2 separate regions of the Mus musculus genome follow, and region 1 is linked to region 2. The links are chromatin loops, found by intact Hi-C in ENCODE. Cell type or tissue: left cerebral cortex. All regions are shown on one strand. Links, peaks and the distances in the headings refer to the core of each region. The heading gives the core; the rest is flanking DNA. Region 1 holds the start of Optc (opticin). Region 2 holds the start of Gm31515 (a long non-coding RNA gene).

Evidence for each region. Hi-C counts contacts between places; a loop is a spot of excess contacts. Peaks named below come from ENCODE experiments on the same cell type or tissue, not always from the same donor. Only the 100,000 strongest peaks of a DNase experiment are listed, where the experiment ranks them.
Region 1: a loop joins it to region 2, with 4 times the contacts of the local background. A loop is called at or near these places in 10 of 42 quality-filtered maps.

What each region holds. Positions count from the first base shown.
Region 1 is chr1:133,900,934-133,916,851 of GRCm38, forward strand. It overlaps Optc (opticin), which reads right to left and starts at 6,240. Exons shown (of 7, transcript NM_054076.3): 1 at 5,998-6,240; 2 at 4,044-4,323; 3 at 2,717-2,849; 4 at 1,062-1,220; 5 at 55-257. The coding sequence starts at 6,101. Prelp (proline arginine-rich end leucine-rich repeat) reads right to left here. Exons shown (of 3, transcript NM_054077.4): 2 at 13,512-14,488; 3 at 9,371-11,848. The coding sequence starts at 14,472. The coding sequence ends at 11,673. In left cerebral cortex, for the core only: a CTCF peak has its summit at 10,661 (motif pointing right); DNase peaks (open chromatin) are centred at 5,555, 7,363, 8,082, 8,446 and 2 more places; H3K4me3 peaks cover 851 bases; H3K27ac peaks cover 1,702 bases.
Region 2 is chr1:133,846,834-133,862,751 of GRCm38, forward strand. It overlaps Gm31515 (a long non-coding RNA gene), which reads left to right and starts at 12,864. Exons shown (of 3, transcript XR_878539.1): 1 at 12,864-13,376. In left cerebral cortex, for the core only: no CTCF peak of the experiment used is centred there; DNase peaks (open chromatin) are centred at 6,549, 7,668, 8,047, 8,611 and 2 more places; H3K4me3 peaks cover 983 bases; H3K27ac peaks cover 2,607 bases.

The DNA of each region.
Region 1 (15,918 bases), core at 3,058-11,057, 54 kb after region 2:
TCAGGGTACATGAGAAGGGTGCACTTCGTACGGCAGACTGATGTCCTGACTCACCACGAATGCCTCAGGCTGTATCCCAGAGCTCTGCAGCCGATTCAGGCGGACGTCCAGGAACTCAATGCCACTGGGCAGCACAGGCAGGGCTGCCAGCTGGTTCTCTGGAAGGATCAGATCCTGCAGGGCAGGCAGCAGGCGGAGGGCATCGTTGTGGATGGAGGAGATGGAGTTGCCAGAGAGGTCGATCCTTCTCAGTTTTGCTGGTGGATGTTGGGAGAGAACACAGGGTGAAACTGGAGCATCTATCCCTCCTGGCCCCGTGTGGGCTGTGCTGCCTCCATAACTTGGCCCATTCTTTGCAAGGGAGTTCTAACTAGCTCACCTCCTGCACCAAGTCCAGACCACAAGAAATGAGGCCAAATCAGATCTCCTTTTAGAAAAAACATGGCATTCCACAATAACTTTCTCGAGAGCTTTGGTTCTATGGTAGTTAACCTACCTTAAAAGACTCGTTTCCACCCCCTAATTCCCACCCCCTTCTCCAAGGACAATAATCAATAAGTTCAGGAATTGCTGCATTCACCCTGCTACCCCACCTACACACTCCTGCACAGCTTACTTTACATGGAGGACCCAAAAGGCTATCAACAATGTGAGGTAGAAGCTGGAGGCCAGCTCCTGCCTTCCACCTCAAACAGAGAATATGCTAGGAAGTAGCAAATCAAAGAAATAGTAAAAAGCTTGTTAAAGGCATCAGGGCCATAGAGAAGAAGCTTAGGGGAGTCTAACCCAGAGGCCAACTGTGGGAGGCCAGGAGGGAGGTCTGTCCCAGAGGCCAACAATGCTGGAACCTTTTGGAAATGTTGCCTCGAACAGACCTTCCTTTTCCTGTGCCCCAGATCTTTCATGAGAAGAACTGGCTACTTCTGCCTGCCATTTTAAAATCTTAAAGGAAAGGAACTGGAAGAATTGGGGCCTCTGTCCCTTTGACAGCCAGGAGCTCGTGTCTGTACCCTGGCAGTCCTCTCTGCCTTGCCATCACCCTGTCTCGAAGCCTAACTCACTCAGCCCTTTGAAGTCTCCAGCCTGGATGTGGCTGATGTGGTTGAAGCGAGCATATAGGTAGGTGGTCATCTGGGGAAGAGGAGGGATGTTCTCCAGGTCTGCATCATCACAGTAGACAGAAGAGCCAAGGCACACACAGACCAGGCAGGTAGGCAGGCCTGGCCGAGTAGAAGACAGAACAGAGGGAAAGCTCTGGTCAGACTCTCTTCAGGCTTCTGTGGCCAGTGATCTTTGCCTCAGTGGATGTCTAAGCCATGGGCATCTGTGGCCCTTAGATGGATGGTTTTCTCCCCCCAGAATCACCCAACACAATGCACCCAGGCAACACTCATAGTTGCTCTCAGTCCTGGCTTAAAAGAGGATTCACCTAACTATCACTCAATGCAAGGCTCCTTGGTGCTTTCATCAGACCCTGATCCTTTTAAGTTCTGAGTTTATGTGGCTCTTTCTAGGACCTCTGTCTATCTCTTTTCCAGAGGACTCTTCTCTAGTGTCAAAAGGTACAGTGTAGATGGAAAAAGCTAGAATTATATGGAGTGGTCAATCGTTGCTGTCTCTGTCTTTGGAAGAGGAGCTGGCCATGTTCTATGTGGATTCAGGAAGCATAGCAGAGCTAAGGTAGAACGGACCGTGCCTGCTTAGCATCTGTTCCCTCTTGGGATGTCATCAGTATCCTGATTTTACACTGGAGAACAGCCCTGGCCTCTTCTCTGTCCCGAGTGCTCTCTCTGCACCCAATGGTCAAGAAATTCAGACAGCTGACCAATGTTAGTGTCCCTGGCTATCACAAGAGCTCAGAGATGACTTAGAGGGAGGCTTGTATCCAAAAGGCACCAGAAGAAAGTTCACAGTCCAGAAAATGAAGCAGCAGGAGGGACAAGCCAGGGCAGGGGACCGAGGCTCTGTGCCCTTCTTCTTCCAAGGCTAAGAAAGGCAGGTGTGACTGAGACCCTTTATGGTCTCTTCAGGTCTGAGACTATAGCTATGAGAATGGACTTCCCATGGCCATCCCCACTTCAGTAGCCCAGGTCCATGCTGGCGAATATCCTAGAGGAGAACAGGACACCGAGCACCAGCAATTCCTGAATAAGCTTCATTCCTCCTGGGTCCCAGGCTTTTGATCAGAGTCAGGGGTGCTGCATCCCAGTCTCAAGGGAAGGAGGAAGGCATTGGGGGAGGGGCTGAGGGGTGCTAACAAGGGGGAATTTGAAACTGAAGCTAGTGTCTCTGCTTCATTTGCTCCCATGCCAAGTGACAGCCACAGTTACTTATTCTCCTCTCTAGGCTTTTAATCATCTCTAATCTAATTACCACTCAAACTGTTCCCCCAAGTGATGCTGTTAATTAAGGTAGGGTGGCTTCGCTAAGGTGTAGGAGTGCTTGCTTGCTTGCTTTGCGTCCCACTCAACTTGTGCATAATATTTATACAAAAGTATCAGGGACAGCCGGCCACTCCCCCTTTATGGTGGTGGTGCTTGGTTTTACCATGACAACCTCTCCTTCTTTTCCTGCTCTCAGAAGACAACCCAGACCCAGGACCCCCTGGCCTTAGCCCTCACCACACCCCACTGTAGAACTGCCTGGTGCTAGCTTAAGGTTGCTTGGCCCATGCGTGACCTATGAATACTGTGATCTTCTGATTGCACGCACTTACCATGACTGCTCTGGGAGTTTAGTAGGCCAGTGGTGGTAGGTACGGCCATCGTGAGGTTTGGTGACAATGTCTTCTGAGCCACAGTGCTAGTGGGACTAGTTCTTGTTGGAAGAGTCAGATTGCTTATTTTAGCCTGGAGATACAGCACAAAGCACACCACAGACCGGTCTATGCCTGAGAAGGACTTAACCATGACCCCTGGAAACCTCAATTACCCAGTTTAAACTCTTGCAGAGGAATAAGTGGAGGGAGGGAGATATAAAGATGGAGCAAGGAAGGGGCCTTATCGAGCAGAGCATTGAGCGACTCCATACACAGATGAAGACATTAAGGTCAAAAGAGGAAGGGGGCTCAGAAGTTCCCAACATAGAGCTGAAGTCTGGATCTCTGGTCATCCAGGCTGGTGTTCATTCCGTCCTCTCCATTGTATAGGTTGGCACTACTCCCTTTCTCTACCCAGACCCTTGTCACATCGCAGATGGACCATGCCACACATAGTTAGTCTCTGCAGAGGACAGGAGATCTGGGAGGACTTCAGACTGGAAGACAGACTACAAGTTCACAAGCTAGCATTTCCCTTTTTTTAGGGAGAACATGGAGACACTGCTGACCCTCACCCCATGTCGTGGCTCATGGGGAGGACCCCATGAGGACTCCTCCTGGGAGTGGTCCTACCAAGTGTGCCACATGGAGTAAGATATCGGTGGCTAGTGTCCTCTCTTGTAGTGGCCTGTAAGTGACAAGTTCCTCAGGAGGGATAAGAATTTGTACCTTATGCCTGCCTGGGAAGATAGCACTGTTGTAATGCAGTTGCTTTGTGAGAGGAGGGCATGAGTTTGGTCCCCAGAATTCACTATAGTTTGCTTTGCCATGGTCTTTGATTAAGGCTCATAATCTTGGAGATGGGGAGGCTCATTGGCCGGCTAGCCTAGCCTTCTTGACAAGCTCCAGGCCAGTGAGAGGCACTGCCTTCAACAAAGTGAGATGACTAGCTCCAGGGAAAGATCTAAGGTTGTCTGTCCTCTTTCTTTCCTGAACATGCACATGTATAACACACCCACACACAGACACACACACATACACACAGGCACACACACATACACACCCACACCCACAGACAGACAGACACACACACAGAGACACACACACATACACACAGGCACACATACACACACACACACACGCGCGCACACACGCACACGCAAACGCAAATTAATATCATATAGTAAAAGTGTTGGGAGAGGTTTGTATTATAGGGCAGGTGAAAAGGGATCTGGTCCCTAATCCCGTTTCTTGCAGGGATTCCAAATCATCTCTGTCCCCTCACCTCAGGGATCTGGTCTCCATAGTCTGCCAGTTCTTCATAGTTGCTGAGATCAATGACCTCGTTGTAGTCCTCTATGCTCAGGGTATGGTTCCCCACATACAGGGACGCGTAAGTGTCACCTTCCTCAGGGCTCTGCTCTTCTCTTTCTCTCTCCCCTAGGAGAGAAGCTGTCTCTGCCTTCTGCAGCACCAAGCTCAACAGACTCAGGAAAGCCAGGAACTTCATGAGGTTCTGAGGGAGGGGTAGGAGTGGGAATGGCTGAATCCCTCTGAGGTACATCCTGTGGGTAGAGGGCAGAAGGGCCGTTATTTTAGCTTGGCTTGTAAGAATGGCTCACCAAGTTAGGCAGCCTCCAACCTGCATACTTGCTCACTCTTGCCCTCTGACACACAAGCTCACTCAGCATCCTCATCTCACACTCTTTAAAGTCCGGTCTGTATCTGGAGGTATCTTTAGCCATCATTCCCACTGCGCCTCACAGTGTGGTGATCCATCACTCGGGCTCCTGTGGACAGCTTCCACAGGCTGGCTTACTCATTTCACCACAGACGTGCATACCAGAGTCCCATGTTTACTCACCTGCTGGGCACTGGTGCATTTGCACCAATATTCTCTAAGAAACAACCACATATTCAGGAGAAACCCCCCCCCCTCTCATCAAAACAAAAAACAAAACAAAACAAAAACAGTAGCAGCAATAACAACAACAAAATAGCCTTAGAAAAACTACATTAAAGAGACTTTTGGCTGGGCATGGTAGCGCATTCCTTTGATCCCAGTACTTGGGAGGCAGAGGCGGGCAGAATTCTGAATTCGAGGCCAGCCTGGTCTACAAAGTGAGTTCCAGGACAGCCAGGGCTATACAGAGAAACCCTGTCTCAAAAAAACGAGAGAGAGAGAGAGAGAGAGAGAGAGAGAGAGAGAGAGAGAGAGAGAGACTTTTGTTTCCTTTTTTCTTTTTCTTTTTTTTTGTGAGATAGGCTCTCATGTACCCTAGGTTGGCTTCAAACTTATGTAGTGGAGAAGGACTTTGAACTTTTGATCCTCCTGCCTCTACCTCCCATGGGCTGGGATTACAGGTGTGCACTATCATGCCTGGTGTATGAAATGCTGGGTATCTAGCACAGAGCTTCAAGCATGTTAGACAAGCCTGCTACCGACTGAGCTCTCTCCCTAACCCTACTTGTGGCTACTCTAAGGCCACTCGGTCCTTCAGTCACTTAAACATCCATGGGACGTTTATTAAGTTGTAGTCCCCGGATATTCCTCTCTCTGGAGGTGCAGAAAGGAATGAGGTCCAGTCCTTTGTAGGAACAACCAGTCACTTTGGAGACAAAGTCTTAGAACTTAACATACAATGTAAAAGAAGGACGTTGGCTGGTAACATCGCCTTAGAAATGCAGCATTTTAGAAACACGTTGTGGAAAGCAGAGGGTTGGTATGAGGTTCTGCAGTGTTTTGCCATCAGAAAGCTCGGCAGCTATCTGTATACATATGTGTCTGCACTTGGGTTCCTGGGAGGACATGGTGTGCAGGCGTATGAGCACAGACGTCGTCTGCAGGTCACTCACATCTGTGCAGGCAGGTGGAGGGCTGAGTGTGCTGTGGATACGGAAGTGCCTGCAGCATCGTAGCCATCCATCTGCAGCTGATTACACAGCCCTCCCAAAGCCGCCTGCGCAGGTTTCTTCCTAATCTCAGCCGGGCTGAATGGTAAGTCCCCAGCAGTAGTAAGAGGTCGTATCTCTCTGTTCCCTATTCCCACTCCAAACTGAAATCTATGCTCTTCAAGACCACCCCCAAGGCAGTTTACTGACCACCCGGAAGCCCCTCGCAGCTTCTTTGATCAGAGCCTTGTACTCTTGCCATTCTCTGCCCAGTTCCTGCCACAGCCCCGACTCCATCCCTTTGCTTTTGTGCCAGTGGGCATGAGGCCTCCAACCTTGGACCTTACCTTTTAGATGCTTTTGGTTCCGTCTGGCTCAGCAGCTTCCAGGGAGCTTCTGGTGGAGATGATGACTGCCTGTCAGAGCAGGGGACAGCTAGACACCCCCTCATCTATTGGCCAGGGAGAGGACGAGTGGTTGGCCAGGGATGCATGTGTCTAATTAGATTCCCCATTCTTTCAAGTGCCCTGCTGTTTCCCTTCCTTTTTCCTCAGGGGTCCCTAATCTCATTTCTTCACTTAATGAACAGGAATTCTTTGTGTGGGGGTGAACACACACACACACACACACACACACACACACACACACTCATGGCCGCTACACCTTCTTCTCTGATCTTTGAGGGTTGGTCAGTTAGATTCCAGAAGACTCATCCAAGCTGAGGTTTCTTGGATGGATGGAGCTTGCTGTCCCTGTCCCCATCCCCATCCCCCACCCCACCCCACCTCCACTCCCTCAGAAATAACGACACTGGACTTCATAGATGGAATCCAAAGAAAAAAAGAGCTTGAACTGGGGCACCCCACTCAGCCCTATCCCTAGAGCACTGTGGTGGTACAGCAGGAGACAGGGAGTCGGGTAAGATGTAAAGACTAACTTCAAGCTCACAAGCAGTGGTCACCAACAACAAGACAGGAAGTTCTCTAACTCCCGTAGGAAGAAAGGACAAGGACAGGAGTGGGACATTGGCTTACAAACACCCAAGACATTGTCATTGTGCATAGCCTCTGGCCTGGAACCTAACACTTCTCTCCCAACTCTGACTTTCCATGGGCCCCATCTTTCTTTGGGATGTGCCTCAGATATCCCCAGAAGAGGGTAGGGGCTGGCGAATGTCATCCGGATTCCGCTGCCCAGGCTCTTCTCAGATGCTCTCCACCCCCTCCTCCTTTCCTCTGGTCACACCCTGAATCCCAGCAGGGAGGCCCTCTGAAGACCACCGATACAGGACGAAACAGAGGGCAAAAGAGAAACGATTGGTCCAAGGTCACCCAGGCCTAGCCGAGCACTACATTTTGAGTGTTAGATTCTGAGTTCACAAGGCTCACCTTCTTACAACTTCATCTCAGGAATCCTGAGAACACAGTGACTCTACCCTCAGAACAGATGGCCTTAGCAGAACCCACCCCCAGCTTGCGATGCCAGGTGAGTGGGCAGACCTAATAGACCCCGAGGACTCCTCAGCTGCTGTGGGAAGGGGATTCCGGCAGCCAGAAGAGGCCGCCTGCCAGAACAAGGCTGTTTTGTCTCGGAGATCCCCCATCTGGGAACTGACAGCTTCAGAAACTCGGCTGGGTGGAAGGAGATAAAAGTCACAAGCCAAGAGGACGCCCTCGAAGCAGATGGCACATTTGGCTGGCCCTACCCCTTCATTCTGTTCTTCCAGAGACCCTCGGGCCCCACAGACAGCCGAGACCGTGGCCCCCTCCCAACTCCACGCAATTTATCCCTACAAGGAATATAGATGAGACTGTTCATTCATTTCCCCCTGCCACCTGCTCTCACACTTCTCCCTGCTCTCGGTGACACACCCCCCTTCACACTCCCGCCGCTCCTCTCCCACCCCACCCCGCCCCAGTCGCGCCATCTCGCCTGAGCGTCCGCCCCCGCAATCCCAGGCTGCGCAGCCAGCCCTGCACAGCGCCTGCGCCTGCTCCCACGCACTCCCCGCCCCCCGCCCCCCCGCCCCCCCAGGCAAACCCTGCGATGCAGGCAGGCTCTCATCCTACACTTTCTCCCAGCTTCTATTCCCGCCTTCACAAGCTTGCGGTCGGTCGTTCCCATGGATTTCGGGGGCATTGGTGGATGGGAACGTGGACCTGTGTGGGAAGCGGCAGGCGGGCGGGCACAGCCCCTGATCCACGAGCCTGCCAAGCGCTGCCCTTTAACAGAGACACGAGGTGTTACTGGTGAGCTAGAGGCAACAGGCCATGTGGACACAGAAGTCTGGCCAGTTGACCCTGCTGCTGCCCTGTTGTGGGCAGTGAGAGAGGAGGGCAGAAAAGTTCAGAGACCCGCCTGCCTTTTGGTATTCGCAGCTGAAAACTGGGAACCCCCATCCACTCCGATGTGGACTCCAGCCTAGCTAGCTACCGATTCGTATCTCCTCTCCTTCCAAGTCATACGCTTTCATTCTTCAGAGCCGGCTCACGCGAGACTTCCCAGGCTGAGTTGCATACAGTTAACATCATTACAACTAAGAGAAAAGAATTCGTGCATACACCCCACCCTCTTATCAAGAAATTAATTCCCCAATGGCATGGGGTATGCATCCTCCAGCTTTGAATTCCTTCCTGGGGCCTGCCTGGCACACACCAGGCAGGTAGGGCTGGCCGAGGGCATCTGTTAGTTTTCATCCTCCACAAGACAGCCTAGGTTAGGCGGGTTGAGAATCCCCCTCGGTAGCCAAATCCCCTCTAAAGAGAGCCCTGGCAACTACTCTTGTCCTTTTGAACTTGTGCGTGGCCTGTAGATCTTTCCAGATGATTTAGTCCTTGGCTGCTTGCCCTGGGCACTTCCTGTGCACCCTGTATTTCTCCAATTAGTTAGAAAAGATGACTCTTCCTGCAGTGCCTTGGTGCTGCGCACTGAGAAACCCTCCACAGTTTGACATTGGTGGTTTCAAAGAACATGGCTGCTTTGATTTCAAGTGGAGCTATTAGATTTCTGGACTGACTTTAGGGATACTTTTTTATTTTTTACATGAAGGTTATGAGTTTTGAGGATATTGTCTAAGAAGAGGCTTTGCGACATTTCTTTTAGAAGTTTTTTTCTTCTTTCTTTTCCTTCCCTTCCCTTTTTTCTTCTTTCTTTCTTTCTTTCTTTCTTTCTTTCTTTCTTTCTTTCTTTCTTTCTTTCTTTCTTTCCTTCTTCCTTCCTTCCTTCCTTCCTTCCTTCCTTCCTTCCTTTCTGAAACAAGATCTTACTATGTAGCCTTGACTGGTCTCAAACTCCTAGAGGTTTGCCTGTCTTTGCCATCTGAGTGCTGGGATGGCAGCCACCACCCCTGGCTGCTAGGAGTTTCTTAATAAGGTATTTGGGGGGCTTGAAGCCATGACTCAGAAGCTAGGAGCATTCATTACTTACTCATTCATTTAGAGGACTGGGATTTGGTTCTCAGCACACACACAGAGGCTCTCAACCACTCATCACTCCAGTTCTAGGGGATCCAGTGCCAACTTCTAACCTCTGTGGTCACCAAGCACACATGTGGTGCACATACATACATGCAGGCTAAGTGCTCATACACACAAATTTAAAACACACCTTTTAAGACAAATTTTTTTTTCTCTCTCCCTATCTTCTCAGCGAGCAGTAGGGAGCTGGAGAAAAGACGGCTTTAAGTAGTCCTGCTGCCTTTGACTCATTCACACAGTCAGCTTTGTGCTGGGTGTTTTCCATATGACTTTATTTCCTCTGCTGTGAAGCTTGCTGGAATGCGGACGCTGTATCAGAGTTAACATGGTCTTTTGGAGAATAGATAAGATGTACAGGGTGAGAGCTGGCGCATGCACGCGCACACACATATGCACACACATATGCACACACATGCACCTGCATGTATAAATGCTAATGGCACTGATTGAATAAACTTGTGTGAGGAGGGGCTTTCTAAACCTCAAGGTAACCAGCACTGTGTGTGTTTCCTGTAAAGCCAGTTTAACTCTTGTCCCTCTAGCTGATGGCTGCAGAGAGCAGTGGAGGAAGCTGGCAAGGTCCACGGTTGGATAATGGGATGCTGATGGTGGGATGCTAGTTCAGGTTTGCAGGATCAGTGCCTGCCCCCATCCCTAGCAGCCACAGGAGCTGTGATCCCTGTGGGCCTCCTGAAAGGGGCAAAAGTTGCAGGTTGTCATAGGTGCAGAAGGGGCTTGTCCAGGCTGTAGCACCAGGTTGCTTTCAGCCGTAATGATACATTGACTTAAGCAGGAGCCTTGGAGAAACCAGCTGCAACTAGGGTGAGGAAGTTGCACAGCAGGGAAAAGAGGTTGTGTGAAGTGGGCTCTATTTTCAATGCGAGAAAGGTGATGGGGAATATAAATGGGGTTTCTGGACTATAGGGCCCAGCCTAATCCAATGTTTTAAAACAGTTGTGTGACACCATCTTGGGGAGAGGAAAAAGCCTCCAGAGACTCCCCCAGCCTAAGGAGAATTGGTCCTGTGCCTCACTCACTTCTAGAACATTCATCTCCACATCCTTCTCCACCCAGGCAAGTGTGGCAGGGCAAAGGCAGCCTTCCGGTGAGGGAGGAGAAGGGAAGAAGAGAAAGGCAGGGAGCCCAGGTTCTTGGAAACCCGCCAAGCTGCTCACCTGGGCTAGGAAAGGAGGGTAGCAAGTCTGCGGGGGAGGGACACTCTATGCAGGGAATAAATTAACTGCAGAGGGAGAATGGGTGATGCCACTTGTCCTGCGCTAGGTGTGCTCTAGAAGAGGGTGCACAAACAGGAGCTCTGGGAGGGACTCAGTTTACAGATGTGGAAGCCGAGAGCAAAATGAGCCCTGGCAAGGCCTCTGTCAAACTAGCTTCCCTTAGACTCTCAAAGACTTCTCATTCACAATCACTCCTGATAGGAATGAACCCCCAGCCTCTGCCCTTTCCTTCAGACCCAGTAGGAGAAAGCCCATGGCCCTCTTCCCCTAGGGAATCAGGGAATTGCAGTATCATGCCACCAGCCACCAGATGTCGCTGATGAGTCGGCCTTAGAGGTAGAGGCTAATCCCCAGTATGGAAGAGGCTTCTGGGAGATTCCCAGGTGCTCCACCTCTTCCTCTGTTTCTCAAGAACTGCCCTTGGGGTGGGATGACTCGACTGAGTCTCACACATAATAGAGAGCAGATGAAGTGGTGTGATGCCTCTTGGCCCTCCATTGTCAAGTTTGGGTAAGGGAGATTGCAGGGCTTGGCGACATCCACATAGGCCCAGTTTTGGGCTCTGACCCCACAGCTACCCTCCTATTAGCCAAAGTCTAGTTCCTTGCACCACTTTGTCCCTGGCTGTTCCTTTCTGAGGCCCAGCCAAGAGGGTGTGTACTGTGTTTGCCCCAAAGGAGGGAGATGGGAAGCGGAGGAAAGGCTGGAAGTTGTGGGGAAACCCTGACCCTCCACCCCACCTTAGTCATCCCCCACACTTCCTTTCTGAAGAACTCGAGACAGTAGGGAACAGGGTGACATCTGTCTGGTGTCAGGAAACAGTGGCAGAGGACAGCTTTGGAAGGGATCTCAGGCCTAGGAGACCTGGATTTGTCGGCCTTCTTGAGACAGTTACCCAAATGGGGGAGTTCTCAATGGAGGAACTTTCCAGGGTTCACCTCTGGAATGACTTCTGCTTCTGACTCGGCTAAGACTAAAATAAGATGTCAGTCCATGGCCCAGCCTTACCCATGAGAGACTCGTGGTGTGGGGGAAGAGAGGGGATATGTCTGTTGGCGTACACCTGTGTTTCTGAAGCAAAGGGAGACCAAAGAAGAGCAGAGGTCTTGGCTGGCAGGGTGTCTTTGGGCTGGGTGGGGAATCTTGCTTTAGAGCCGGAGCAGGTTATACAGTATTTACCATCCTCACGAAGGGACGAGAGGAAGGGCAGGGCTGGGAGCGAGAGAGGGAGACAGATAAAAACAGTGGACCCCAGAGCTTGGGCCACCAGCCTTCAAGTGCTGTCAGAGGAGGTCCAGCTCTGGGCACAGCCTAGATGACCACGGACTGCAGGAGGCGGAAGCACATCATGAGGTCCAGTGGGATGGGAGGCTTCAGAAAATTTCCATCCAGCCGCAGGTAGCGCAGGTGGGGCACGTTTTCCAGATCCGAGGAGAAGTCATGGAAGGCCACTAGGTTGTTGGGGCAAATCTGGGTCCCGTTGATTTCTGTGGAGGAAAAAGGGAGAGAAGTCAGCCACAGAGGAACTGGCAGCACGGGAGAGGAGAAAGGGGATGAGAGCCAAGAGTGTGTGGGCTCCATTGTCTATCCTATTCTCTGGACAGGGTGACTCTGGGAAAGTATGACTGTAGGTCACCTGATTTCCAGAGCAGGTATGATTGTAATCATCTAATTTTCAGAGCCAATCTATTCAGTTGTAAAATGATTTCAGTTGGGGATGATCATGGAGGGGTCATTTCCTACAGGAATGGTTTATTCGAGGACTAAACAACTGAACAATAGCGTCTTTCTCTGAGCCTTTCTGGCAATGCTCTCAGAGGCGATTTTACTTCCTAGGCTGACCTTGAACTCCCAATCTTCTTGCTTCATTCTTCCCAGAGTCGGAATTACAGGCACCATGCCCAGTTGACAGAGTTTTGTTGTTGTTTGTTTTGTTTTGTCTCATGGAGTCCAAGCCTGCTTTGAACTTCTGAGTCTCCTGCCTCCACTCCTCAAGCGCCAGGGTTACACATGTGTACTGCCATGTCTGGCCTGACACTTGCCTGAAGAGGACTGAGCCTCATGCTCTGGGCTACAGTTGGCACATCAAACTCGGGACTCTGTGAGTGTTCCTTGTGGAAACTGTCCTAGCTGAACATTACAATCTTCCAATAGAATCAGAAAACAGTTTTTAGCTGTTTTATACCCTGACTATGTAGCTGCCTCTGATTCCCCGTCACAGACTTTCTAAAAGCCAAGGCTCAGATCTGGGAAGGCCTTTGTCATGACTGCTGCTGGCTTCTTTTGCAGCGGGCAGGCCAGGCCCAGGACGTAGCACTTTGTATCTCTGTTCTACTGTTAGGAGAACAGCTAGCAGTATTTCTGTGTCTGTCTGATCTACAGGTCCAGTGGCCAGAGAAGCTGATGCTGATGAGAGGGGATAGAGAAAGAAAACCTCATGCCTTTCAAGCATGATGTTCAGCGCACTCCATCCATACACGATTAAGTCATCCTACTGATTCTGTGTTAGAAGATACTGCCACCCTCATTTTACAGGTAAGGAGACATTCCATATGGGTCTAGTATCTTTTCAAGGTTACTCAGACGCAGAAAATAGTGAGGCCACAGTCAAAACTAGTGGGGTTTCTTTTTCCTTGTCTTCAATGCTAAGGACACAATGTAAGGTCTTTTGTTTGTTTGTTTGGTTTGTTTTTTTTTGTTTTTTTTTTTTCGAGACAGGGGCTGTCCTGGAACTCACTTTGTAGACCAGGCTGGCCTCAAACTCAGAAATCTGCTTGCCCCTGCCTCCCAAGTGCTGGGATTAAAGGCGTGCGCCACCACCGCCCGGCAGAATGTAAGGTCTTATGTGCACATTAGAAAGATTTCTGAACTGGGTGGTGGTGCACACCTTTAATCCAGCACCTGCAGGAGCAAGTGGATCTGTGGACTACAGATTGAGTTCCAGGACAGTCAGGACTACAGAAACCCTATCTAAGAGGAGGAGGAGGAAGAGGAGGAGGGGGGGAGGAAGAGGAGGAGGAGGAGGAGGTGGTGACGGCTGCTATACCACTGTCCCAGTAGTTGCTTCTTGTTACCTCACAGTGGTGTTCCTGAGAAAGTGTGGCTGCCCCGAACCTCTTCTCTCCCCTTTGCCCCACCTCCCCAACTCACTCTCTATGCTATTGTTGTTGAGGTACAGGTGTTCCAGCTTGTTGCTGATGGCCGGCACGTTGCTGATCTTGTTGTGAGACAGGTGGAGCACCAGCAAGTTGGAGATGTTGAAGGAGTTCTTGGGGAGCCCGCGATCTGACAGTTTGTTGTAGTTCATGCGGATGAAGGCCAGGTTGGGGAAGTCCTTGAAGTACCCGTTGGGGATGGTCTCGATCTTGTTGCTATCCAGGTAGAGCTGGTGGATGGCTTGGGGGACTTTGGGGGGCATCTTTCTCAGGATGTTGTGGGCTAGATTGAGCTGCATGAGGTTTTTGAGGCCCTGGAAGGTGTCGGCCTTGAAGACGCCGTCGCTCAGCCGATTGTGCTGCAGATCCAGGAGCAGCAGGTTCTCCAGCTTGCTGAACACTCCGGGCGGGATCCTGGAAATGAGGTTCTGGCTCAGCCTCAGCTGTTCCAAGTTCCGGGGCAGAGCTGATGGCACCTCTTCCAGCTGGTTCTTCTCCATGTAGAGGAATGCCAGGCTGGGGAGCTTCCCCAGCACTCTCTGGTCCACCTTGCGAATTCGGTTGTTGTCCAGGTTGACCCACCTCAGGCCCGTGGCATTCTGGAAAGATTCCAGAGGAAGCTCAGTGATGAAGTTGTTCTGCAAGTAAAGGTAATGGATTCGGGGTGGGATGACGGGGACCCTTCGCAGGTTTCGGCTGTCACAGTAGAGGGCTGACGGGAAGTCAGGGGGGCAGTAGCATTCCCGTGGACAGTCAGGGAAGACAGATGGAGGGCCGGGAGGAAGAGGTGGAGGCAGGTCTGTCGGCTCTGCTGGCTCGGGGGCCTGAGGAAATCTGGGTGTGGGCCTCGGCTTGGGTTTACGCCTAATCCCAGGTTTTGGTCTTGTCGGTTGGCCTTGGGCCACTGAGGCCAAGATGAGGAGAAGTGGGAGGAGCCAGAAGAAGGATGCCCTCATGATCCAGGTGATGTACCTGCAGGAAGGAGACTGGGAGTTTAGCCTCTTGTGGAAAGGTGCGTGTTCGTAGGAAGCACAGGGGTCTTGAGGCATGTTGGAAACCCTTGGTGGTGGGGTGGTGGGTGGGGGCGGGCAGGGGGTGCTCTCTCTAGCTGTAAGATGAGAAGATCGTCTCAGCTCTTGTAAGGAGAGTGCTTAAGGTCTGCCAGGAGTGACATCCAAAATCTGCTCAACACTTTTTATATCACCCCTCCCCCAAGAAAAGCTCTCCACCTTCTTCATAGGGATGCTAGGATATGGCCCAGAGTCCTAAGCAGTGGGTCTGGAAGGTTCTGTACAAATCCCACGTTCTCAAACGGTGCCTAACACTCCTGTGCACAGTCTGAGGAGGTACACTGAGAAGGGGCCCCCAAGGTGACATCTGTGTTGGCTTGAGTGGCTTTGTTCTTTAAATCTGTTATAGACAGAAATACTGAGAGAGGTAAGAACAAACACACACACACACACACACACACACACACGCACACACGAGGGTGGTTAGACACAGCATTTGAAGAAAAGAGGAAAACATTTCATTGCTATAAATGGTCTACAGTCCACCCACCATGTCCAGCTCCCACTGTGGCTGGGGGGGGGTGGAGAAGTGGCTTGAAGAGGCCAGGAGACTGACAGTGAGCACGGGACAAAAAGGCAGGAGGTGTCCTGGAAGGGAACTGCTCAGATACCAGCGCTCACCCACTCACCCTTGCTCTGTCCCCTCCCCTGCACTTGGCCCAGGGACTGCCTGTCTTTGCCAGCATGAGCCGTGCCAAGAATTCTTCCCCAGATGTAGAGGCCCTTGGGAAAATAAACAGGAAAGGAATAAAAAGACTCGGGGAAAACACTTTCCTTTCTTTGGACCTGGTATTATTGCTCCATATACTTTGGAACTGATAATGTTGGAATGGAGGCATCAGGAAGAGCTTCCCTGTAACCTCGGTGACACTGGGATCAAGAGCTGAAGACGTTTGTTGGGTGGCTCTGCTGGCTTGTGCAGTGGGAGCTAGGTTGAAAAGATCCTTCCTAGGACCTTCCAGGGCCAGCTCCCCTTTCCAGCCTGGGTTGGGAGGGGCCCAGGGAGAGGGTGTCTGTACTTTTTCTCTACAGCTCCCCACCCCTGATACTTTGTGCATCACATCAGGGTCACCTCAAATCTTCCCCACTATCGTAGCTCTCAGAACATAAGCCTCTTGGTCTTCTCAGACACAGAGTGGGCTGAAGTGTGTCCCTAGCTTGTACTCGAACCCAGTGATCATGGCCTCCATTCCCCACCTATCCCCTGAGCCTAGATCTATGTCAAATCTCCCTTTGCTTTTATTAGGAACTATCTTCTGCTTGCTTTGGTCAAAGGAAAAGAGCAGGGGGTGGCAGGATCCCCAAGGTGTGGAGCTAAATATGACAGATAAC
Region 2 (15,918 bases), core at 2,988-10,987:
ATGATGAGAAATGAATCCTGGGGAAACAAGCTCCTAGGGTCCCTGAGGTACCACCTTCTGAAGGGAAAGTCTTTGGTTTATAATTTTATGCCCTGAGAAGGATGGTGTTGTGGTTTAAATGAGAAATACCCCTATAGGGTCTTGTATTTGAACACGTGGTCCCCAGTTGGTGATGTCTGGGGGAGGGTATGGAATCTTTCAGTGTCACTAGATGTGGGCTTTGAGGGCTTCTAGCCTGGCCCCATCTCCCACTTGCTCTCTCTACTTCCTGTGTGGATGACGACTGTGGTCAGACAGCTTCATGTCCCAGCTGCCGTGCCATCTCCACTGCTATTACAGACTCTTGCTCTCTGGATCCGTAAGGCAAAATAAACTCTTGCTTAACTCATTAGTTGCTTTTGGTCATGGTATTTTATTACAGCAACAAAAAATACAGATGGGATCTGGCTAGTTCTTGAAGCATCCTCACGGTATCACCCCGGTGGCCCCAGTATGATGTACTTCTTTATAGGGACACTGATCTCTTTAATAACTGTACCCTTTTTTGTCTACAGTATTTAACACACCCCATTTTAGGGTTTTTTTTTTTTTTTTTTTTTTTTTTTTTTTTTTTTGCTGTGAACAGACACCATGACCAAGGCTACTTTTATAAGAACAACATTTACTTGGGGTGGACTTACAGGTTCAGAAGTTCAGATCATTATCATTGAGGCAGAAGGATGGCAGCATCCAGGCAGGCATGGTACAGGAGTGTTGAGAGTTCTCATCTTCTTCATCTGAAGGCTACTAGCCACACAGACTGGCTCTTATGTGGTTAGGGGAAGGGTCTCGTTGCTCAAGCCCACAGTGACACATTTCCTCCAACAAGGCCACACCCACTCTAACAAGGCCACACCTCTTAATAATTGCCACTCCCTGGGACAAGCACATTCAAACCACCACACTGCTCAAAGTACAAGTTTTTTTTTCAAGTCCTTTCATTCTTTTTTTTTCCTCCCAATTCTTTTTTGGGGGTGTGTGGGTGGGGATGTGGGAGTTTCAAGACAGGGTTTCTCTGTACAGCCCTGGCTGTCCTGGAAGTCACTCTGTAGTCCAGGCTGGCCTGGACTGGGATTAAAGGCATGTGCCATCATGCCCGGCTTCCCAATTCTTATTTATTTAATTATTTGTTTGTTTGTTTAAGTGCTCTAATTGCATGCATGCCTACATGACAGAAGAGGGTACCAGATTCCATTGTAGATGATTGTGAGCCACCAAGTGGTTGCTGAGAATTGAACTCAGGACCTTTGGAAGAACAGCCAGTGCTCTTATCTGCTGAGCCATCTCTTCAGCCCAGCAGTACCTAAACCAATTCTTACAATAAGCCTGGCTAAAAATAGCCAGCAGTACCTATACCACTCTTGAAATCTTTGTCAGACTAGTCTCTCGCCTTTAAACTCAGTTCCCCTCACAGTCTCAGTGGCTGAACGTAGCCACGTTCTCTGCTACTGTGCTACACAAATGGTCTCTAGACCCAAACCAACAGAGTCCCCCTGAGCATCTGAAACCACTCGAGCCCAGTCTTGACTGCATTCTGGTCTTCTGAGTTCATCACCCACTGAGCTCTGCATACAGTGTTCAAGGTTTTTTTCTGGTCTGGTTCTTTACGTTGTCCCAAAACTTATCCTGAAAACCAGTTCCAAAGACTGCTGAACTAAATCATCAGATAAAGGTAACACTAAGGGCTCCACTTCCCCCTACCAGTTGTAGTTGCTTGAATAAGAATGGATCCCTTGGACTGGAGAGATGGCTCACTGAGTAAGAGCACTGACTGCTCTTCTGAAGGTCCTGAGTTCAAATCCCAGCAACCACATGGTGGCTCACAACCATCCGTAATGAGATCTGACGCTCTCTTCTGGTGCATCTGAAGACAGCTACAGTGTACTTAGATATAATAATAAATAAATCTTAAAAAAAAAAAAGAATGGTTCCCTTATATAGGCCTATATATTTGAATGTTTAGTCAAGAGGGAGAAGCACTATTTGAAAAGGGTTAGGAGGTGTGGCCTTGTTGGAGGAGGTGTGTCACTGGGGGTGGGCTTTGAGGTTCCAAAGGCCTACACCAGGCCCAGAGTCTCTTCTTTTTTCCTGTGGCTTCCATATCCAGATGCAGAACTCTTAGCTACTTTTCCAGCACCATGTCTGCCTGCATGTGTGCTCCACCATCATGAAAATGGACAAAACCTCTGAAACGGTAAGCAAGTCCCAATTAAATGCTTTCTTTTATAAGAGCTGCTGTGGTCATGGAGTTTTTCTAGCCCTTGTTAATTTTATTTTGAGTGGAAATTTTGCCCAGTTGACCAGGATGATCTCAAACTCTTAGTCCTTCTGCTCCAGCCTCCTGAGGGACTAGGGTTACAGGTGTGGACCACCACATTCAGTTACAGCCCAGACCTTGAAGGCATGCGTTTAGGACTTGGTCCCCAGGCGTAGCACTGGTGGTGGGGAGGGGACAGTAGAACCTTTAAGAGCTGGAACCTAATGTAAGGATGTTAGTTATTGGGAATGTCCCTGCAAAAGGGAAATTGGATCCCTGTCTCCCCTCCTCTTTTTTAATCCTGGCTTTATGAAGTGAACTTGTCTACCCTGTGTTTCTGTCACGGTGCACTACACTGCCACAGACGCAACAGAAACCCTCTAAACTGTGACAATAAGCCTGTCTTCTTTAGGCGCTGGTTTGTGAGCAGAGTGTGGTGGGTGTGCCTGAATCTGAGCACAGAAATACAGAACTGGGAGATTCTGAGTTCAAGGCCTGGGCTACATTACAAGACTCTGTTCCAAGAAAACCAACCGACCTAAAACCTTCTAGTTCAGCTGGCTCTGTGCTAAGTTCCACATTCATAGCCCCAGCCTTGCACAAAGCCAGGGAGAGTGGCTTGCACTTGAGATCCTACCGCTGGTAGATGGAGTCAGGAGAGTCAGGAGCTCAGCATCCTCTGCTCCCGCAAGTTCTAGGCAAGTCTGGGATAAATAAAACCGTGTCTCAAAAACATTTAAAAACTTATCTCAGGCCGGGGGCATCAATTAGGCTTGGGATATTGTTTAGTGGCTCAAATGCATGTCTAACATTCCCAAGGCTGGAGAAACAAAAACAAAAACTCAGTTATTATTATATTTTTTCTCCATAGTGGAAAACTTGCAGTGGCCAACAATTATAAACAGAAAGCTCGTTTGCACCACACACCGAGTTCATCCAGGTCAGGAAGCAAGTCTTCAGAACTCAGCCCAATACTCAGTAAATGTTAAATGTGCTGGAAGACACATGTTAAAAGACGCTCACCACCGTCCCTGGTCTAACCAATGCTGCGTAAGGGCAGGAGCGAAGACATGTTGGGGAGGGTTGCATATTCATCATAGATTAAAACTTCTTTTAGAAAGTCAGCTTCACGTGGCTTAGATGGACTGGAGTTCACACGAGTCATGCAGAAGTCTCTGGAGGGTTTGGGAGATCAAGGACGAAGGGGCTTTCTTTAGATTTCTTTTGCCATCAGGTTGCCTGCTTACGCTGCTGGCTTGTCCCTTCCTGGATGACAGTTCTCCCAACTGCAGGACTCGTAAGTGGTGTCAGCATCTGACTCATGGTGCTCCTCAGCTCTGTAAGTACCTTGCTCCCAGTCTTGATAATTCAATATCTATCCATCACTGCTCATTTTCTGGGACAATTACTGGACACTCCTTCACTTCAACCTGCATTTTGAGTGTGCTGTTGCGCTCGCTTCCTTCTGCAGATTATGTTTTATAAAAGCCTGTCTTAGCTAAGGTTTCTATTGCTGCGGTGGAACACCATGACCAAAAGCCTCTTGGGGAGGAAAGGTTTGTTTCGTCTTCTAACTTGTAGCCTACGAAGTCAGTCTGGGAACTGGAGTCAGGAACCTGGAGGCAGGAACTGAAGAAGAGACTACAAAGGAGGACTGCTCACTAGCTTGCTCTCCATGGCTTCACCCACCAGAACCACCCACCCAGGAATAGCATTGCCCACTGTGGTATGGGTCCACCCACATCAATCATTAATCAAGAATGCACCACAGGCCAATTTGGTGGGAGCATTTTCTCAGCTGGAATTCTTTCTTTCCAAATGACTCTAACTTATGTTAAGATGACATTAAAAGCAGCTGGCAGAATTGACCCTTTGTCAACTTGACACACAAGCACATCACTGTTAAACTACAACCTCTCCTTTCTTGTTGACTCTTAAGATCTCATATTAATATTAACACCACAATATAAAACATTCCAAATTTAAAAGGTGATTTATTGTCTTGGTTTGGCTTTTACTGCTGTGAACAGACACCATGACCAAGGCAACTCTTATAAAGGACAACATTTAATTGGGGCTGACTGACAGGTTCAGAAGTTCAGTCCATTATCATCAAGGCAGGAAATATGGCAGCGTCTAGGCAGGCATGGTGCAGGAGGAGCTGAGAGTTCTACATCTTCATCCATAAGAAGCCAGGATTAGTCAGTCCTCTGGCAGCTAGGATGAGGGTCTGAAAGCCCACACTCACAGTGACATACTTCCTCAACAAGGCCATGCCTCCTAATAGTGCCAATCCTTGGGCCAAGCATATTCAACATATTCAAACTACCACTGTGTGTGTGTCTGTGTGTGTGTGTGTGTGTGTGTGTGTGTGTGCGCGCGCGCACGTGCGCACGCACTTGAGTGTATGTATGTGCACCATGTCTGTTCAGAGGTCACTGGAGGTCAGAAGAGGGCATCAAGGCCCCTGGAACTGGAGTTACAAGCAGTTGTGAGCTACCATGTAGGTTCTCTGTAAGAGCAGCTGAGCCATTTCTGCAGCTCCACAATCCAACTTTTAAAAGGTTCATAGTCTTTAAAAATTCAAGCTTTAAAGGTCCTATCTCTTAAAACACCCAGAGTCTCTTCCAAAGCTCAAAAGCCTCTCTAAATTATCCAAAGTCTCTTCAAAAGTTCAAAGTCTCTCAACTATGGCCTCCTGTAAGATCAAAAATGAGTTACATACTTTCTTATTCTAAGAAGGAAAAAAAATCATAACATAGTCATAACGAAATCAAAGCAAACCCAGCAGTCAACAATGTATAAAGTTCAGTGCTTGGTGTCTGGGACCCATTCATGACTCTCTGAGTCCCAAAGGGTCTTGGCAGCAGTCATACACACATACAGCTTGTCTTATAGGCTCAGGCCTGATCCAACAAGGTACTGGCATCTCTAAAATGCCTGGGTCTCCACTACAACTGGCCTTCCTCTTCATCAGTAGCCTCACTTGGGCTCTCTCTGGGACTCCAGCCCTGCCACGCAGTGCCAAGGCTAAGCTGTTCTCCATGATCCTTTCATGCCTTCAAAACCAGTACCACGTGGGTGACTCTTACACCACCAAATTCAGCTGCCAGCATGAGGTGCACTTCATGCTGGCGGCTTCATGGACCCACTTCATGGACCGCAGTGATGCTGATCTCTTCTTAACCAGCCGCAGCTGGCCAGCATCAACTGTTCCAACAAAGCAAAGGTTTCACGTTAATGGCTCTGGTCTCTTGTTAATCACAGCTGATTTTCAGCCTCAGCTGACTAGAACCATGGTATTGTAATTCAAAATGTCACTCCAGAAGCCCCTGCAGCCCCTTGAAACTCCACAAGCCAGGGCTCTACCATCTGCCTTGCTCTTACCTTAGCATTATCTCCTCAGTTCCCACAGTAGCTCACTAAGCTCGGAGTACTCAGTGGATTTTCTAGACCGAATTCCAAAGTCCTTCCACAACCCTCCTCCAAACAGTCACAGTCTACTTTCTGGCTCTGATTTTATTCTTAGTTAGTGTCTCTATTGCTGTGATTAAAAAGCAACTTGGTGAGGAAAGAGTTTATTTCATCTTAGTGCTTGTTGTAGTTCAGGAAATCCAGGCAGAGGCCAGGAGGAGGGCTGCTCACTGGTTTGTTCTCCAGGCTTTGTTTTGAGTTGTTTTATTTTGGGGGGGGGGTTGGGGGTGGGAGTTGGGGGGTTGGTTTGGTTTACAAGACAGGGTTTCTCTGTCTCAGCCTTAGCTGACCTGGAACTTCTACTGTAGACAAGGCTAGCCTCTAATTCAGAGATTCGCCTGCCTCTGCCTCCCACATGCTGGCATTAAAGGCATGTGCCAGCAGCTGGGTGTGCTTTCTTATCTAGGACTGGTCCACTCAGGGAATGGCAACAACCAGTGTAGGATGGGCCCACTCACATTTGTCATTAATCAAGAAAATGTCCCATAGGCTTGTCTACAGAGCATCTTGGTAAGGGCATTTTCTCAACTAAAGTTCTTTCTTCCCAAATGACTCTATGTTGTCTCAGGTTGACATAAAAACTAGCCAGCACATACCCTCTTCGGTTGGGCCAGCAGCTCCTTTTCTCCCCAACATAGCTGGTCATGGTGAATGGGTCTGTGTGATCTTCACCATGCCCCACAGACCAGCTTCACAGCAGTTGCAGTAATCCCGAGTCAGATGTGACTCACAGGCTCCCACTGTAGCTGCTGGCCAAGGTAGATGTCCTCATCTTCTCTTCGATGTACATTTCCACAGAGAGGAGGCTCTACCTTCCTCACTCCCTGTTCTGTGTTTTCAAACAGAGTGGTGAGCATGTGTTATTCCATCTTCACAGCATCCCTAACCCAGCCTCACTTGGAGACAGAGCCTTGCTATATGTCCCAGGCTGTCCTGGAATTCTGGATCCCCTGCCTCAGTCTCCTGAGTAGCTGGGATTTGCAGGTCTGTGCCATCATACCCAGCGGCATCTCCTCTTTAAGGAATCCTCCAACTTCTCTATGGCCCAAATAGAGCTATAAATTGTGGTGTCTTGCCCCCATCCCCACAGAGTGGGACTGTAGATGAGGCTGGCTAGTGAGAATTCTCCATCCTCTGACTTCAGAAAGGGCTGCAGGGACAAGCACTTACCTATCTAGAACTGACCAGTCTGCTTGGAGAGTTGAGACTTTCACGGACAGAGAACAGTCTTCTGGGGTCTGGAAGCTATAAGGATATTATAACAAGGGAGTCCTCTGTCCATCTCTCTCTACCCGGAGGAAGGGCTATACTACGGAAGAGAAGAAAGCTCACTCTAAAAAGAGCAGAGATAGAATTATAGTTGACATGCTGGGATGCTGACTTTGGGCTAGACTCCGTTAGAAACACATTGTGTGGAGGCTCTGGTTTATTCACCACAGAGGCCCTCTGAAGTGAGCTGACTATTGTAGCCACTTCACAGAAGGGGACGTGGGGGGCTGAGGCCTGCATCCCATTCCCAGGTTTGCATAACACCAGAGAGTAAGTTCTAAGGTGAGAATGTGAGATTCCTCTCCCCACTTTACAAGGTGAGGAACTTCCCCTGGGCCTCCAAGAATGAATCCCAAGGTTCCTGTGTTTGACTGAGACAAGTGATTGACTCCAACCCAGGGATGAAGAAAACCAAGCAGGAGAAGAAAGGGTTAAGCAATGAGCTTTAACACCACCCACCCAAGAAGGTTCCTGGAGCCGAGATTTGAACCCAGGCTGTGGGATTCCAAAGCCGTCAATCCACACAGCCTTCTCTAGGAGCCAAGATGAGCTTTAGTTAAGGAGCTGAAGGACTTACTCATTTATGAGCAAGTGGGAGAAATGTCAGCACACTAGAGTGCTGGCTGGAGCTGAGCCTGGCATCGGCTGACTTGTGAGCTTTCTAGTTAAGGAAGCCAAAGCACTCCCAGTGTTGCTTAAAAATAATTGTACACCAGTCACTTGCAACCTTCTGATTTCGTTGTGCAACAACTCCCCTTAGAGAGAGGGAACCTTCGAACTGCCACTACCCTTCACACCAGGATACAATGACGCTCACTCTCTCAGATCCCTGCAGGTAAATGGCGCGTTCTTGAGGCAACTGTGGCTGGAGATGAGCTGACCTATAAATGCACTTAACACTCTGCTAACACAGTTTAAGTAGTCAATAATTGTCGGACCTCTCGCTTCCCTTCCCCTGTTAGGAGTAGGTGCTCAATAGCATTTGTTGAATTGAATTAAGTCCTCTGGAGGCTGCAGGATGCTGCCTGCGTTTGAAAGCAGCTGGAGCTGCGGAACCACCAATCCCGGCGCTTCTCAGCCTGAGTGGCGCCTAACAGCTCTATTTGGCTGTTAAAAAAAAAAAAAAAAACAAAACCTGCCCTTCCCTCTGTTTCCCTGGTAGCCTCCTCCTCCCTGGCTTTCAGTCCTCTGACAGAAAAACAAAACAAAACACAACAAAAACAAAACAAAACATCAGCGTGCACCTCGGAGGTAGCCCGGACCCTCCCATGTCTCTGGTTCCCACCCACTCAGCTGGTCCAACCCCGATTCACCTTCTAGGGTTTGTTTGTTTGCTTTTTTTTTTTTTTTTTTTTTTTTTTTTTTGAGCTCTGCTTCTCTTCTTTCTCCTGGTCCTGACTTGCATGCTTCGCTTTTCTGGATGCTTGCAACAGCCTCCTCGCTGGCTTCCAGCCAGCCAGCCCTACGAAGAAGAATCAGAGACAGCATGCTCAAAAGGACCAAACCTCTGTTAGCTTAAAACCGCTTGAGGATGATGTCAAGCCCGAGGTGGATGCTCGAGGTTCTCCTTGGTAGCCGGCGCCGCCTGGGTGGCCAGGCTTGTTTCTGCCATGTGCTATTTCAAGCCTCCATCCTTGCTCATGCCTTTCCCCCTGCTTAAAAGCCCTGGGCACCACCCACTCCTTATTCTTCAAGAGTTCCTTTACTTTTTTTTTTTTTTTTTCTGGAAATACTCAGCCCCTACACCTACTCTCTGGGGTAAGACTCTGCCTCTCTGTGTTCCCACAGTGCCCTACCTGATTCTGCCTTCTTACCCTGTTAGGACTTGATCACACTGCTGTTGTTATCAGCACTTTAAGGCCTGTGGTGATGAATGACTCATTAGTGACCCCTGACCCTACAAAGTGCCCTGCATCCAGAATCGCCCACCTGCAGGCAACTTGCAAGCTGCAAATAAAGGGGCCAGAGAGGAAAGGGAAGAAGCTAATTTTTTGCAGCCTGATTTTCTCGGCCGAGTTGTCGTCTGTATCCTGTGGCCACCCTGCTTTTCACAGCAAACGCAGCAGGCTTAGTGGTTAATTCCTGAGAACTCTCTCACCCGGGTTCTTTCTCACCTGGTAAAGTTGTTGGCTGTGAAATTTCACCAGTGGGAGAAAGGGAGAGGGAACGTTTCTTTGGGATGCCCTAGGGTTTGTTCAATTGTTCAGATTATTGTATCTCCCTCCTTATAGCTATGGGTGCATCAAAATTGAAGAGGAGACCTCTGACTATACCATTTCAGTTTGAAAAAGGATGACGTATTCCCTTATGACTAAATATAGAGCATGAGTCTGTGCTGATGCATAACTTAGGCAAATGCATGTAAATCCCTTGTGGACGCCCGGGATCCCTGTCTACTGAGTCACAGCGATGGGAGGTTCTCTCCTGCTGGGACCTCCAGTCACAGACCTAACACTGACCCAGTGGGCAGCCGCAGCAAGAGCAGAAGGCATAGGGACTGCCACCCTGGGTCAGGCAGGGTCATGGGACTTGGGGGTTGAGCTGCTGCGGGCATTCGTTGGCGGTGGGGCAGGTGCTGCTGGACGTTGATTCCTTTATAACTCTCCCCAACCTCTCTCTCCCCGTCGTGAACCTGGTTCCTGTTTTAAAGACACTTCTCCTTTCTGCATGGATTTTCTCTAAAGAAAAAATGGCTTTGAAATCTGCTCTTCCTTAAGTCATCCACCAGTTCAAACCAAACATGGCAGGAGGTATCCTGGCCTTTGGGACCACTCCTTATCCTCCAACCCCACCCCCAGCCCCCACCCCCCACCCTGGTTTTCTCTTTTCTTCCAGATGAAAATTTGGCCTCTACCTGCCCTCGTGATTGGAAAAAGTGGCGTCAACTCATCAAAGCAGAACCAGGCTACTACTTAGTCCTTGATCTGTGGGTTACCGGGAAGGCCCAGGGTTACCCAGCCCTTTCTGGTCCCAGCCAGAAACTGGGGGGTAGGGTTCTTTAGTTGGTGTCAGGCCTGCCTGGGGCAGAGAAATGGTGGAGAGAGACTGGGCAAGGGAGGAGGGGTGGCTTTGAAAAGGAATGTGTAGGGGTGACATGGTTAATGTCCCAGGTGAGCCAAGCTGGAAGGGAAGGTCAAAGAGAAGTGACTTGTTTCCTCAGGCTGGCTGCCTCCTTGTGGATGCTGAGGCCAAGCCTACTGTACCCTCCTTGCTATCTCTGGGGGGCTGGCACGCGGGGGTGGGGGGTTCCTTGGCAGAGGGTCAGAAGAGGCAGGAACTTGTACAGTTGAGAGGGAGACCTGTATCGTTGAGGGGCCTGCTGGGCCAGTTGGTAGAGTCTATTGGTCATAGACAGCAGAGTCCACGCAGAGTGTCTGTTTCCAAGGTTAAGTCCAGGTTAGCATTTTGAGGACCTGGATTCTCCAGAGATATGTTAGGGACAGGGGCCTATTCCAGAAGTTGCACGTGGAAGGGATAGAAGGAAGGAGGCTGGACAGAAGCCAGCTGAACTGCGGTCCTGTCCAAAGGCTGGCAGAAAGAGGGAAGGCACCTTGGAGTTCAGCATCCAAGTCTGAGGCAAAGCTAGGCATGGGGGTGCACATCTGTGATCCCACCACTCAGAGAGCTGATGCAGGTGGAGTGTGGTGAGTTCAAGACCAATCTGGGAATCCGCTAGGCAAGCACTGTACTACTGAGCTTCATGGCTTGGCCATTTCTTCTTCCTTTAGCCATGAAGCAGAATCTTAAGGAGACACCTGATTCCCTAGTCCAAGCCTGCTTCTCCTGGCTTCCTGTGCAAAGCTTCGGCCTTCTCTAGCCCACGGAAATGGGAGGAAGGAAGAAATGGGTATCACTTCTGGGCAGCATCTTTGAGAGAAAGACATAGACTTCTGCTCTCCCTGTCTAGACCTGTCCGTGACGGCAGGAGCAGGCATCTGAGGCCTCAAGAGAGAATGCACACATTGAGGGTAGCAGGCTGACAAGACTGGCTGAGCTTGGGTCGCTATGACTGTGGAACTGCCAAACTGAGTCCTGAGCTGCTTCTCCTGAGACGTGGCTGAGAAGGGGTGTGCCTCTATCCTAGTTCAGCCTGTTACCATGACAGCAACCAGATGCCTGTCTTGTTTTGTTTGTTTGTTTGCTTGCTTGCTTGCTTGCTTGCTTGCTTGCTTTTGAGACAGGGTATTGTCATGAGGCCCAGACAGGTCTCCTCCTGCCTCAGCCTCCGGAGCATTAGGATAGGAGGTGTGCAACATCATTGGAATATCTACCTCACTGAGCAGAGGACACAACTGTAGGGACAGAGATCTTACCATGTCAGCCAGCTTTATGTGGGACTTGGGTTTCATGAGCAAGATGACTCTTCTGAGCCTAGACATCCGGACCTCCTATCTCCTCTCTCTTCACTGATCTCAACGGAGGTCAGGTGAGGTTGCTAGGGCTAAGACTCAACACCTTCCCCCAAGACTTGTTGCTTTCCAGTATACAAAGGACCCACACTCTTGAACAAACCGGAGGTAACACGGCCCCACTCACCTTGACCTAGTAGAAATGGCAGGCGATACAATCACTCATGCAAGGTGGGATTGGTGGTGACTGCCTGGTGGGTGTGGCAGTGGACTCTGTGATAGATCAGTCCCCACCCTTCTCTCCCAGTCGGAAATGTTACTTTGGCAGAGCATGGAAGTCAAAGTAACATTTGCTTACTTGCTTATTCATTTAGATTTTTAAAAATTATTCAACAGTTCCACACATACACGTAGTGGTCTTGTTCTCTGATTCTTAATGTTAGGGTGCCCTCCATCACTCACCCCCCACCCCCACTGCGAATGCCAAAGAATGCCTCAAAGACCTCGCCATGTAAAACAACCTCACTCAAGAGATTTACTCGGGGGAGGGGGGAGAGGGGAGCCCAAAAGGCTGCCTCTGAGCAAGGATGGAAAAGAAGGGGGGAGGCATGAAGGTGTGGCCACCGGAGCTGAGTCGCTGAAGGTGGGATGGGGGGCACCTGGTTCTGGAAGGAGGGTAGCTCTTGTTTTACCGACGTTCACTACTCTGAATTCTGACAGGATAATTCTGAGCAGGATTTATATAACTAATAACTTAGAGCAGGCTGAAGGGTTTTCCTCAGATAATGACATTCTTTCTCCAGGAGGCGAGAGCAGGGTTTGGATTGTAGGTAGCATGCAGGAACCCTGATGTCACTTGCATGAGGTTGTGGATAGCCTGCATGGGGGCCTAGGCTTCTTTCCATTCTGAGAATCCCCCAGGAACCACATCAGACTCCCCATACATCTTTGGGCACCATTTACATGTTGTCCCTGTGTAAAGTGGTGGCTTTCTGGCAAAGCCCCTGTTATGGCTTATGTTAGCCCTAAGGGCGTACAGTCCGGTAAACCAGCCAGAGGTTTTAGCCACTCTCCTAACAGTGAGCCATGTTGCTATCAAGCAATCCAGAAGCCAGACCAATCTGCCTTATTAGAGCCCCAGGAAGAGGCCTGCCAAATTGAGTAAATAAAATGCAGGCAAGCCAGGCACATTTGAATACAGATAAGTGTGAATGTATAATGCTGAGCACGTCACGACCACATATCAGGCATCTGGCTACCCTACGGAAGAGGGGAGGCGTTCCTTTGTTTGACCTTGAAGGCATCTGTCTGTCTTTGTTCTGGTGTCTCTTTATCCTCCCATTGAGTACATGGCTTCTCTAGAAGGCAGATAATTTACTACAAGATTGACCCAACAAAGGCGCCCACAACCAAGGGAGCTCCATGGGTTTTTTTTTTTCAAGCAGGAAGAAAGAAATGAGTGCTCTTAGGCCCTGGAGTTGCCGCCTGCATTTCCCACATATAAGCAGAACTAGTCTTTCTCACTTTTCTTTTTCTTTTATTATTATTTTTTAAACATTTCTTTAAAAGCTCTTACAGCATAGGTCAGGCTAGTTTAGAACTCGGGATTCTCTTGCCTCAGCCTCCCAAGTCTGGGGTCCTAGGAGTATATCACCAAACCAGACAGAGCTAATCTTTATGGCAAGAAAAACCTGTAGGCCGAAGCAGAGCACAGAGAGGAAGCCGGTTCTGACCGGCCAGTGGCGCTCAGAATCCTAATTCCAGCTCTTCTCCAGGCCTGCCGTTGACCGCGTTTTCTCAGCTTCCACAAACTTACGTTCTTTTCTGCCCAAGGGCTGAGATCAAAGCAATGCAAGTTGCAACTCTTTGTTTCACTGTGCTGGTGGAAGCTATTCCATCTCATTTTTCTCCGGGTTTGAGACAGTCACTGCCTTGTGTCACCTTCCCTGCATGATCCCCAGCCCAGCAAAAGCCCAGTGGAGTTTGAGGTAAGTTAATGAACGACTTGGCCGGCTTAGGGTCAGCAGCCTGAACTCAAGTTGATCTCCTTTGTGCCCGGGACCCCTTTTAAGCAGCTCATTGGAAGCTCTCCCCATACCTTCGAGCTACACACTTGCCCACCCGCAACTGTCCTGAAAAGGGGCGAGGCCTGCCTGGGAACGCACATGCGCACCAGAAGAACAGAAGACTCTCCAGTAGGAAGCCCACTTGGGGCCTTCTAAGGAGGCCCAGGCCTTGGTGTCCATACCCAGGACAGTCCATGGATGGAGCAGAGAAGAATGGGGAAGGGGGACCCAGGCAAGCTTTCCCAGACTGCTGCTGTCTGCGTAGTGGAAGGCAGGGAATGGGTGTGTGTACCGAGCCTCACTCCCTGCAATACTCTGTGAGGTTGGAGGATGCAGGCTCAGGTTGCACCAAATTAGTGGCACCTGGAAGGGGGACACTCAAGCCTCCAGACCTGCTGGAAGATTAGTCAGCTGACAGGCAGCCTGAATAGACAGACCCAGCAAAAACTCCCTGGAGAGCAGTGGTCCTGAGCCCCAAAAGGCAGGGAGCAGAGTGAACTCTCAACATGTCCCTCCCACCCCACCCCTGACCCTGTTTTTGAGGAACTCCACTATTTCTGGAGGAGCTGGGCAAATTGTTTGCCTTTTCAGGAGTTACAATGTTCCTTTTTTTTTTTTTTTTTTTTGTCAGACCAATTTACAACACAAAAGAATGGCTTACCATTCAATTATGGGAGAGGAAACAAAACAAACCAAGGCACCCAACATCAAAGTAAACATTATTTTTGGCAAAATGTAAGGCGATGTGGGGAGTTGGGGAAAGGCTTCCAGAAGTTTCTGTTAATGGCCCGGCAGTCATCCTGAGGCCCCTTTCCCATGGCAGGCTCTCACCTTCTTCCCTGACTGGTGTTTTCTGTGTCTTCTTCCTGCATGTCTTTATCCCCTGGCTTGTTTGGGTTGTGCCTGTCAAGTCTGCGTGCTGAGTTATGCTACAAGGTGAAGATAGCCTTTTACGGAATGGGAGTGTTGATGCAGAGCAAGGGCCCAATGCCCTGCAGTGGTTTGTACACCTCTTCCTCCTAGCTGCCCTAGCTGTCTCTGGGAGCCGACCCCTATCCAGAACAGTACAGTGTGGTCATGTTATGCTTGTTCTCTGGAAGAATAATCTCACTTGGTGACCCACTGACTAACAAATAAAATCCTTGCCAACCACCATCACCACCACCACCACCACCATCACCACCACCACACACAGTGCTGGGGAGTCACACAGGGCCTTATGTTCTCGGCCTCTGAGCTCCACCCTTGACTGTTCAGCAGCCCGTCTTCCCCATGAACAATGTGGCGAGTGTTATTCACGATACTCTACATATACTATCTCAATAAAATTTCTTAACAACCCTACTCGAAGATATTATGATGCTATTTCCATTTAACAGACAGGAAACAGAGTCCTCGTGACGTTAAGTTCCTTGGTTGATGTCCCACGGCTGTTTAGTGGCTCAGCCGAGGGAAAATCCACATCTTCCTGACTCTGGAATCTAAATGAATTTGTATAGCTTGTTCCTCTCTCTGACCCACTTTCTTGGAACTTACTCATTAGTCTTATGTGTTTTATTAAGCCCCTCCTGGGCTAATTGTGATGTGGTTCCTTCCCATGCCAAGTTCCTTTGGGGTTCCCAGGTGGTCTCCTAGCGGTAGACCCTACAAGCTACCCTACCCTACCCTACTACTGGAGAAGTACTTCTGAAGGTGTGAGCCATTCTCTACTCTCTGAGGTCTGATCCCCAGAACCTGCTTGGGATGCTAGGCTGTGCTCATAGTGAGAGGCAATTCAGAGGCTCAGGGAAGATCAAAGTGGAAGCTGGCCCCTAATGGAAATGTTCGAATAGTTGGGTGCTCTGAGACTGATGACCCTGGGATATCGTCGCCCCATGGCAGTCTTCACTTAGTTCCAACAGGGGACACTGAGGTCATTGTCACTCTCGCTTCCCTGCTCTTTGCTAGCAACATTAGCACAGCTGGAGACTTAAAAGTTGCACACACCTCCTGAGTATTCATGGGAAAGCCCATTGGGTAGGGCAGCGGCACTTCACACAGAGGCTTTGGAGAGGGCCCTTGGGCTAGCAGGTCGAGCCAAGGAAAGGGAGGCAAACTCAGACCCGTAGGTTCCATAACTTTCATGGCTAATTGGAAAGCCATTTGATTTTTCCTGCCCTGCCCAGGAAGCCCATTTCTCTTTTTGCACATTCTGGGAAGGAAGTTGGTGGGATGTGAAGACAGGTGAGCCTTCTGGCATTTAAACACACGTGCATGTGTGTTTCTCCCCTTCTTTCCTTGCCTCTCAAGATTTGGGGCCAGGGACACTCAGAGTCCCGACTTACCTGGAACCGGGAACTTCTGTGACTTTGGGGCTGAGGCAGCTCTGTGGCTTTTTGGGGTGTGTGAGCATGTGTCATGGCACACGTGCGGAGGTCAGAGGACAACTTTGTAGAGTTGGTTTTCTCCTTCCACCTTCTCATGG